Linked DNA regions of Mus musculus: region 2 is linked to region 1. A link is a loop called in an ENCODE intact Hi-C map of the cell type or tissue named here. Cell type or tissue: heart. All regions are shown on one strand. Each heading gives the region's core, and the rest is flanking DNA. Links, peaks and the distances in the headings are about the cores only. Region 1 holds the start of Plcd1 (phospholipase C, delta 1). Region 2 holds the start of Acvr2b (activin receptor IIB).

Region 1 (5,367 bases), core at 84-5,083:
AACCAAGAGGAAAAAGGACAAAGGAAAACCCTAAAGAGCCCCGTGCTAGCCTGAGATTACCAGGGCTGCTGCAACGCTGTAGCCCATGCTGGCATCTGATCCTTGCGCAGGAGTGACGTCAGCCTGATATGGTCTGAGGAGTCTCCCTTGCCATCACTGTCTCTTGGGGCAGGTGACCTTCCCATCACCTGTTGAGGCTGTTAGACCTGGGTCAGGACCTGCTGCACCAACGTTCACAGAAGCAGGGGTGTGCCCTCAGACCAAGAGCCTCTGTGGCTACAGAGATGTATTAGATAGGCCACCGAGAGAATGGCTGTGGGCAGGTGAACTCTAGCTCAGAACCCTAGGCAGGCAGTATCAGTGCCACACTCTCAACATCTTCAGTTTACCCCAGAGCAGACAGTCGTTCCTGGTTAGAGAGAAGCAAAGTGACTTGCTCAGATTCTCACACCAGGAAATTGTAGAGGCAAGACTTAACACAACCCCTTCACCCTGATGCTCCGGCACTTGGGTTCTAAAAGACAGGGAGAGCACTGAATAAACTTCACTGGCCTCACCCACCTGGGCTGGTCTTGGTTTGAGTTTCATGGGGGAGGGGCTGAGCAAGACAAGCCCTGGAGCCTGACCATCCTGAAATTTAGCATTCTTGTGCTGATAGCGCGCACACATGTCCACGCTGTCCTCGGAGTGAGGGATAGCGTGGGGGCCAAGGGAACTGACTCTAACAGAACTAGTACTGGCTGGAATACTAGACCTCTCTCACCTGCCCACAGTCACCAGCCCCTTCCCACACACCCACCTTTGCACAGACACTTGAGACTGGGGCAGCCAGGGGTTGGGGGTGGGACAATACCTGGAACTCTGCCCATAGAGGACAGGTCTCAGGTCTCAGGCTCCAAAGAAAGCCTACCACCGAGGCCCTTTGAGCAGTCAGGGTCTCAGGAGAGTTTGCAAAGGTTCTGAGTAGAGTATATGTGGCACCCGGGCAGGACTAGGCCCACACCGCTGCCCCTGGAAGGCTTCCCCCACCAGATTCCACAACCATCCTAGGCACACTACTTAAACCTAGCTGCACAGAGCAGAGGGCCTCCCACCCCGTGAGAGAGGGAGAAGAAAGAGGATGGGAAGAGTGTCATGGTGCAGGTCAGCACTTGAGCATGACGTTCTTTGTTTCTGCAGAACCTGGCTGCTTGGGACAGCTTTGAGTCAGCATGCCTCCCCAAGTCTGCCTGGCAACCCCAGGCCAGGGAGGGGACATGAGTGAGCTGCAATGCGTGCAACAGAAGCTACATATGTGTCTGTGAGCTTGGAGTACTCAGGAGCAGAGCGTTCTATAAACCCGGCCATGGTCTTTTGTGGTAGAGGGAGAGGCCCTAGTGGTGGGTAATGCCCTGGCTTGGAGCCCAGGACTCGGAGACGGAGATGACAAGAAGAAATGACTCTGGAGATGAAGCCGTGCCAACTGCTGGTGTCAGGAGTTCTTGGTCTCAGGTGTAGGAGAGGAGGCCTGACTCATGGATGCGAATACCTGCCAGGCTCCAGGACAGGACCGAGGGGGGAGGTTCCAAGGCTCAGGGAAGACCTGGAGAGTAGGGCTTTGGAGAAAGAGACGGAAGTCAGGGAAGGAATTTCTCAATTTGCCCCTTCCCAGGCTCTGTCTGCAATGGAGCCTTACTCATTCTTCATGCAGTACAGCGCCCAGCTTGTGGAAAGGAAACCTGGGGGGGGCCTTCCTAGGGCATCAAGACGGGGGTGGGGGTGGGGAGTGGGAGGCCTGAGTGCCAGCCCCACACTGTGGGGGTGCGGGTGGGGTGGGGTGTACATGAACGGCAAGTGATTCTCTAAAACCCAGCCTTAACACTCAGAATCGGGAGACAGCCCATGCTTCACAGGCCACGGAGGCCTGCTAATGCTAGGAGAGAAAGAGCTGAGGAGAGCCCGGCTAGACTCTTCCAGGCCAACTGCCTCCAGTATCGGGACCCTTGCCCAGGCAGCCTCACGGCAGGCCTCCGTCTTCTCCCCTCATTAGGGAGTGAGGGGCCTATACCTGCTTGCTGTTACCCCTACCTTAAGGAAAGCACCTTCAACACCCCCGGAAATGAGACGTCTCTCAGAGCTAAAGAGAGGGGCCCCTCTCTTGAAAAAAAAATCTAGATATTACTCTCCCCAAACGTGGCAATGTGGGCCCGTGCATGCACGCATTTCTTAGAAGACAGACCAGACTGCCTGGCTAATCAGCCGCTTTAGCAGTGATTCCTGTCCCCGCTAAGACCCGATTCTGATTCTTTCCCACATCACCCACAACCCCGGCGAGGCCAGGCGCCCACAGGCAGGGCGTGGGGCCGGCAGCTCGCCGTAATGACAGGGCCTGTGGGTGGTGGCGGTGGAGGAAGCAGGAGGGATCTGACTATTTCTGGCCCTGGCGCACCCAGCTGGCCCGAGCCCCGGCCAGGGTTGGCTAGTCTTCCCGGCCCCCAGCACCGCGTCCTTTCCAGGTCCCCTGGAGGGGGCGGGGAGAAGCGCCGGTTGGCGGGTCCGGGGGGCGGTACGGTGTTCTGGACCCACCCCCGGCCGCCTCCCATCTCAGTTCAGTTGGGTCCCTGCACCGGACTGCGCAAGGACCCCAGGCCGCTTGGTGATTTTGCTCAAGTGAATCACGCCGCGTCCCCTCCTCCGCGCGCCCCGACCGGCATGGACTCCGGTCGGGACTTCCTGACCTTGCACGGTGAGTGTCCCGAACGTAGGGGAGACCCTCGGGAAAGCCGAAATACACCCGGGCGGCAGGGATAACAGCTCCTTCGGCCGCATTTAAACCACCAGAGAGCCAACTCCTTGTCCCCTTGTGGGATCCCAGAAAAACCTCGGCCCGCGCTGGACACAACCTTGGGCGTTTCCAGACTTTCCCCCAAATCTGGCCCAAGAGATCGGGGAGCAATGCTGACATCTCTCGGGGATTTCCCCTTAGCCTGTTCATAAAAGGCTGGGCTCCTGGGTCCAGATGGCACCAAAGGGGTCAGGGAAGGAAAGGGACAGCATCCTTAGCCAAACTCTCGATTCAGAGGCTCCCCAAAACACGGGTGCGCCTGAAGCGAGTCAGGCCGCGCGGGTGTGGCGGATGAGGGTGTAAATGGGTGGGGCGAGGAGGAGGTGTGCAAGTTTGGCTGAAGTCGTTCTGGCAGCCTTCGCTCCCCAGAACAGAGAAAAGCGATGCCAGGGCTGGGAGGAGCAGCGCTGTCTTTTTGCTGACCCTCCTGGTCGGACTGGGCCAGATCTCAGTTAGAACCGCCTGGCAGCTTGGTCCTTTGTCCAGCCGGCTTTGTTTCTTCCCATCTGGGCTAGCTCTTCTCCCCATGCCTGTCCCTCTAGCAGAGAGGGAAAGCGCAGGCTCCTGGCTGCCTGTCTTAGAAGCGTCCAGGGAAGAGCAAGGAACTAAGTGGTATTTACGCACACTCTGTGGGAGGGGCTGTGGGGAGTCTTTCCTTCGTGTCTCCCCAGGTCATCTATTAGCTCAGCAATACCTGCTCCTCTCACATCGATCCACGGTTTCACAGTATTTTTCACTTAACTCGAGTATCCCTGAGATTGTAGGTTCTTGGTTTTTGTTTTTTAATTAAACAACGTGTACTTGTGCTGGAGGGGGTATGGGTGTATGGAGATCAGAGGACAACTTGCAGGAATCAGTTATCTCCTTCTATCTTGTGCGTTCTAGGATCAAACTCAGGTCACTGGGCTTGGCAGCAATTGCCTTTACCCACTAAGACGCCTTGCCTCCTGGGCTGTAGATTTTTGTGTTCACCTGTCCTCCGCTCCACTCCCCCTTGGATGTGTGCCCTGCAGGCAGCCCCCAACCTGTTTTGCATCAGTTGACCTGGACTTTATTGTTGTGGGGGCCCAGTAAGCTTGGGTTTCTAAAAGCCACCTTGTTGGGCTGTGTTCCTGCCCCTCCCACTGTTCCCTCATTCTCTCCAGAGGTCAGAGATGCCCCTACAGCTCCTGACTGGTGGGAACAGAGGGTGGCCGCTCTGAGGGTCACAGTGGAGAGGGGCGGGCTCTCCCCTGGCCGCCTCCCTCTGGCTGCCTCTGACCGCCATAGTGTCATGGAACCTGGGTCATGGAGCAGGCCTCAGTGTCTGTACCCTGGTCCCATTTCTTTCTTGGGTCAGCCCTGGTATCTCCCGTACCCAGGAAGACACAGAGCCTCAGTCTAATACAGCACAGGCTTGGCCAGCCTGGCCCATCCTGTTTGAGCCCAGCCTCCTGGAGTTGTGACTCAGTCCAGCCTTTCCTGCAGGACTGGAATGTACACTGTGGCCAAGCTGACGGACCTGTGGGCCCAGCGCTTCAAGCGTGGCATCCACCGTGACCTCCAGAAGCAGCTCCTGCCTACACTGCCAACCCGATGGGGAGGGGAGAGGGGTCAAGGAGGGTCTCTGTGGGAGGGCGTGGTCACTGTGGCTTGTACTTGTTAGCTGATGGGGAGTCTGCACTCCTCTCCACAGTGCAGGTCCCACAGCACTGGTCACTTTCTGACTTGGGCAGTTGGGGGTCTGCTGGAGAGGTGCCCTCAGTCCCCTCCATTAGCTGGAGACCTGTGGACTCACCAAGAGATGACACGTGGCTCTGTCCTTACTCATACAGAGGCGATGTTGGATAAAGACACATATTGTGCAGACAAACAGTAGAGTTCTCACTCTCCCCTGAATTCCTTGCAGAAGTCTCTCTCTCTCTCTCTCTCTCTCTCTCTCTCTCTCTCTCTCTCTCACACACACACACACACACACACACACACACACGCTCGTGTGCCCACAAGCTGGGAATTGTCTGGCAGAGTGGTTAGATGATGGGACAGAATCAAGGGCAAATGTAGCTGGATTTGTATGCACGGACCAAGGGGCTCTTTCTACCACTGAAGCCTGCTAATTGATACTATAGTTGCCATCTTCCCCTCCTACACCACCCCTCTCTATTTTAACTAAGCCTGGACTGGCATCCCCAGCAGGGCCCTGAAAAGACATTACTTCCCAGGACCTTTTCCTTCACTAAAGACAGTCACCACACTGACTTGCCCTGCACCTGGCCCACCTGCCCTATTGCCCGAGCCGGCAGTCTGTAAAAGGGACAGGGAGCCCCTAGAGCCACAGGCTCCAACTCTAGCTTTGCCATTTGCTGTGTAGCTGTGGCCTTTCTGAGCCCTTTTCTCATCCATGGGATTGCAATATATTTTTCCACAGAGGATGTTGCCAGGATAAAATACTAGTGGGGGCTGGGGACTTAACTTCAGCAAAGTAGCTCGGCGGGCACACATTCCTGGGTTTAGTCCGCAGCACCTTATAAGCCTGGCACAGTGGCACAAGATTACAATTTTAG
Region 2 (5,367 bases), core at 293-5,292, 310 kb before region 1:
GCACCCTGGCCTGGCTTCTAGAACCATGTTAAAATAAGCACTGCTGGTTTCTAAATACATATGGCTACTTTAACTGTACTTATCTCAGGAGTGTTTGTCTGCAACTATGTCTGTGTGTCCATCCACACACATGCCTGTTGCTCTCTTCGGAGCCAGACAGCAGGGGACCCTCCTGGAAGTAGAGTTCAGGTGTTAGGACTAGAACTTGGGTCCCCTGCAAGAGCAGCAAGCACTCTTAACCACTGAGCCATCTCTCCAGCCTCACACTGCTGTTTGAACCACCCAGTCCTGCGGTATGAAAGCAGTCAGAAAACACTAAAGACACAGCTATTTCTTTCTTTTACTAACAGGGCTGTTGGGAATTTTTAAGTTGAATATATCTGTCGAGCCCATGTTCCCGCTGGCAGCACCAATATACAGATCTCTCCTTTTTACCACAGAGCTGAGTAATTCCGAATATCAAGCCAGAAACATGAAGGAAAGATCTCTGAAGCCAGAGGCACAGGAAGGCCAGCTCTACCCCAACCCTTCAAAGTTTTCCTCCAGTTCCTCAAAAGAGAAAGCAGCAGCCACCACAACACAGGTGACTCTATCCCCAAAGGCAGAACCACAGGTTGAGTCAGAACACGTGCCTCTGTGTTCCGTTATGCACTCCCCCAAACAGTGCAGCAAATGTGGTACCAGGGATCCACTCTCACTCTGCCCCTCCAAATGGGAAGTGACTGGTGAGGTCAAACTGGAACAAACAGGAGCAGTGATGTACATACAGACTTCTAGTCTGAGGCGAACGGTCCTGAGACAATGCTTTCAACAAACCTAAACTTAAAAGAGGCAAGGCACATACATGTCCAGGTGCAGAAATCCAGTAAGTCAAGAGCCGACTAGAGGTTGGTCCTATAACTTGGGGTCAGCCTGCTGCCGCCCTCCCCGGAGCAGACCACTGTTTTCCATCACTTCCAGGCTCTCATTCTTGGGGTGAAAAATCTCTGGAGCAACACTTCGGGGAGTGGCAGAAAGAAACAAAATGTTCACCCTGAGCACCGCGTTGCCTCTACCACTCCAGGACAGCACTGAAACCGCTTCCCAACAGTGGGCTCGGGTAGCAAAGAAGTTATCTCTGCCCTCTGGTTCGTACACTCATGCTCCACCGCACCCAGGCTCGTGCAAAAACTCTCGGGGTCGGAATTAACAGCTAACCCTCACTACCTTGTAATAGAAAAGATTGAAAGTGAGGATCCCTGTGAGGGGGTGCAATGACCATCTGGGATACCCACCCCCGCAGCTGCAAGGGGGATCCCAGCCCTTCCCTACACTCCGGGCCCCGCCCCTCGCGGGTTTCCCAGACTCCGCGCTGCTGCCACCTCGGGCCGCAGGGGACCCGAGCTGCATGTGTAATGGGGGTTGGGAACAAAGACGCGCAGGACCCAGAGCCCCAGCCACCGGGCACCAGCCGTCCTAATCTCCACGATCTTTTCTCTGGAGTCTTAATGCCCGACTGTCCACGTTTCCTGGAACTGCCCTAAGCCCGCCCCGGAGCTCCTACAAAGTTGAGCACGCTTCAGCACCATCGGGACACAGAAATCAGTGCCTAGGCTTTGGGGGAGAAAGCGCTTTCCCAACACAACTTCGTGCGTACACACCCACACCTTCTAGTCCCAAGCAGACGCGCACCAGCTATCCACAGCCCGCAGGCGGCTGCGAGCTGACCGCGGGTCACTCACGCCCGCCACGTGCCGGCCGAAGCGATCTGAGACCTGTTGGTTCGCCTCTTCAACCCTTCTCCACTCCCAGTTGCCCAAAACAAAAGCGGTCCCACGAGGGCGCATCTGCGGCCCGCTGCAAGAAAAGCGGGCGCAGGTAGGAGCCACTCGCATGAGGATCGCGACGCGGAGTGGCGGGACGGGATGCAGAGGACTCCGGGCGGGCTATGGAAAGCCGTCCGCTTCGCTTTGCGACACCTATGACTCTCAGGGGCGAGCAGCCCCAACCCAGCCGCCCCCAATTAGATGCCCACCCCGCTTGGCCGCCTTCCCCACGCTTAGGTTTTCCCCGCTCTATCCCTGGGGTCCGCACACCCGCGGAACCTGAACCCCGACCCTGACGCTCCAGGTTCCCCCATCACCTAGAACCTCTGCGAGCCAGAATCGCGCAGAGGAACCGCACGGGCGAGCTCGCCTCTAAGATCGCAAGCACCAGAGCGCCCCGCGCGACCCCGATCCCAGGCAGGTGGCGCGGCGCCGAGGCCGCGGGGCCGCCCTTTGTTGGTAAACACCGCGCGCCCCAGGTCCCTGCACCCCCACGACGCGCCCGGTCCTTACCGGCGCACAGCGATCCCCAGAGAAGGGCGAGGGCCGCCCAGGGCGCCGTCATGTTCCGCGGCGCCGCCCCGCGGACACCCGGAGCCCGCGGGCAGGGCCGCGCTGCGCTCCCGGGGCGCGCAGGGCCCGGCGGCGGCTGCGCTCTGCTTCCCGCTCCTTCTCTGGGTCTCGCTTCCAGGAGCGCGCGCTTCTGCGCTTCGGTTCCCAGGCAGTATGCGGAGATAGGGGCTCAGGGCCGCTGCGGGCGGCGCGCAGTGCGGCCCGGGCTATGGGGCGACGCGGGAGCCGGGGGGCGGCGGCGGGGCGCGGGCCAGGGCGCGCCCGACGCGGGCATGGCGCAACGGGGCTGGGCCCGGGCCCCGGGCGCAGGGGCCGAGTCCGGAGGGGCCATGAACGGGGGAGGGGTGGGGGAGGGGACCTGAACCGAGTCCAAAATGGCTCCTGAGCGGTGGCCACGGAGCCGAGCCAGCGGGGAAACCCGGATGTTGGATACAAAGAGGCGGGCGAGCTGGGCGGGGAGGGGGAGGGGAGGCGGGCCCTCCGGCCGCGTGGTCCGCGCCCCCCTTGGGGGCGGGGCCGGAGAGGAACAACAACACCGAGGCTCCGCCCCCCAGCCCGCGCCCTCTGGAGACAGCGCGCCTGCAGCACCAGACTCTAGGGCTAGGCGGGGCGCGCTCTCCGAGCTGGTGGGATTGGACTGCCCACAACTTGGCTGGTGCTTTCCTGCCCCGTGCTATGGAGCCCACGCTACGGGATGCACGCTCCTCTGGGACCCCTGAGTGAGTGGGTAGCTCCTGGTCCCCATAACCTAGGACCTCTGCCCTCCAGCTCCCATTTATGGGCTAATTAATTGGCAGGAAAACGCTGAAGTCTGAATTGACAGCAGTTCCTCACAACGCACGCACAGTTATCTCCAAGCAGAGGAGGACCCACAGAGCAGCTGCAGGTGGGAAAGAACTGTTGGCGACCTGCTTTCTGAAGGATCCTCAGCAATCCAGCATCCTTCATCTTACCTTCAGCACTCCTCCCACCTCTAAAGATCTGTTCAGAACATGCCTCTGTTCCTTTCACACACGCACACACACCAGATCCCTCCATTTCAGATGTTACACAATCAGAGTGTGAGAGCAATCGGCCTCCCAGCTACACTGGAAAAGCCAGTCACTACTCAGGGGAAAAAAATGCTATGGAATCCTCGGATAGTTACCTCCTGCCTCACCAAGAGCAGTGGGTCATAGGAGGAAGGACGCTCCCCCCCGCCGCCCCCCCCCCCCAGCCTGGGTCATTTCATTTGCTCGAGCCTCGGACTTCCCTTATGAAAATGACGGTGTTGAAGTCCTCCAGACTTGGGTAGAGTTTCTTTCTGCTACGGCTTTGGTGTTGAGGTAGGGATCCTCAGCTTCCCAAGAAGTCTGCACCTTGTCTGACAACCTTTGCTCTTAAATGTGGTCTTTTTCCTCTCCTTATGTAATCCTCAGGTGGCCTCGAGCTCGCAGTCCATCTGTGACTCTTCCTATTTTTCGTTCGTTTATTGATTGATTGTGTGTGTGCTCTCTTGCCTGTATCTATGTGCATCCAACATACAGTCATATGTTTCCATATGCCCCGTGCCACCAGCACCCTCCATCTCACATCTGGGCAGCTTTAACAGCAGAGGGCTGAGGGGCTCCTTAGATGTCACTAGGGTCCATTCACGTTGCTAAGTGTATCTTCTATTTCTTTTAAGATTTTTATTATATTTTACTTATTTATATGTGTGTTTGTATGTGTATGTGTGCATGCATGTGTGTGTGTGTGTGTGTGTGTGTGTGTGTGTGTGTGTTAAGGAGAGAAGCAGACAGACAGAGACAGAAGAGAGAGAGCATGAACACATTGAGGTTGGATGACAACTTGCAGTTGGTTCTGTCTTTCCACTCTGTAGGAGCTGGGAATCAAACTCAAATCCTAAGGATTGGCATCAGGTCCCAGTACTTGTGAGCCATCTCTATGGTACTAGCACCCTTTCTAAATGGTAACTGAGGTGACTTTTTAAAAGATGGGACTCTGGGGTTGGATGGCTCAGCGGTAAAAAGCACTTGCTCTTTTTGCAGAGAACCTGGATTTGGTTGGTTCCCAGGACCCAGACTGGACGATTCACAAGTGTCTGTAATTCCAACCTCAAGAACATTGACTTCCTCTCCTGATCTCCACAAACACCTCTGTGTGCATGCACATGCATGCACACGTGTGTGCACACATACACTTAAAAATAAAATTAGGCCGGGCGTGGTGGTGCACGCCTTTAATCCCAGCACTCGGGAGGTAGAGGCAGACGGATTTCTGAGTTCGAGGCCAGCCTGCTCTACAAAGTGAGCTCCAGGACAGCCAGGGCTATACAGAGAAACCCTGTCTCGAAAAAAACAACAACTAACTAACTAAATAAATAAATAAATAAAATTAGGCCAGGCGTGGTGGCACACGCCTTTAATCCCAGCACTCGGGAGGCAGAGGCAGGCAGATTTCTGAGTTCGAAACCAGCCTGGTCTACAAAGTGAGTTCCAGGACAGCCAGGGCTATACAGAGAAATCCTGTCTCAAAAAACAAAATAATAATAATAATAATAAAATTAGAAAGATGCTTATGGGCTGGAGAAATGGCTCAGTGGTTAAGAGCACTGACTGCTCTTCCAGAGGTCCTGAGTCCAATTCCTAGCAACCACGTGGTGGTTCACAGCCATCTGTAACGGGATCCGATGCCATCTTCTGGTGTGCCTGAGACAGCTAGTGTACTCATATAAATAAATACATCTTTAAAAAAAAAAAGAAAGGACTGTATCTTGGTTTTTTTTTTAGATGCTTATATTACATTATAGTAATTCTCCTTTATTTGTGGTTTCTCTTTTCAGTTACTAACAGCCAAACAAACCTCAAAACTTTAAATATTAATTTTTATAAGTTAGAACTTTCAAACTGCTGGCCACTCTGTCTAGCAAGATGACTTCTCACCACTCTTCTCTGACCTTCACAGGACACAATGGATACCTGCCAACTTCCATGCTGATTTTCTGCCC

The links. Peaks named below come from ENCODE experiments on the same cell type or tissue, not always from the same donor. Only the 100,000 strongest peaks of a DNase experiment are listed, where the experiment ranks them.
Region 2: a loop joins it to region 1, with 2.8 times the contacts of the local background. A loop is called at or near these places in 1 of 42 quality-filtered maps.

Annotation. Positions count from the first base shown.
Region 1 is chr9:119,090,716-119,096,082 of GRCm38, reverse strand. Plcd1 (phospholipase C, delta 1) reads left to right here and starts at 2,581. Exons shown (of 15, transcript NM_019676.3): 1 at 2,581-2,725. The coding sequence starts at 2,692. In heart, for the core only: a CTCF peak has its summit at 2,476; DNase peaks (open chromatin) are centred at 1,492, 2,492, 3,152, 4,332 and 2 weaker places; H3K4me3 peaks cover 1,731 bases; H3K27ac peaks cover 3,402 bases; H3K27me3 peaks cover 542 bases.
Region 2 is chr9:119,399,549-119,404,915 of GRCm38, reverse strand. It overlaps Acvr2b (activin receptor IIB), which reads right to left and starts at 2,738. Exons shown (of 11, transcript NM_001313757.1): 1 at 2,319-2,738. The coding sequence starts at 2,370. In heart, for the core only: a CTCF peak has its summit at 2,984 (motif pointing left); DNase peaks (open chromatin) are centred at 1,335, 2,415 and 2,905; H3K4me3 peaks cover 3,309 bases; H3K27ac peaks cover 3,016 bases.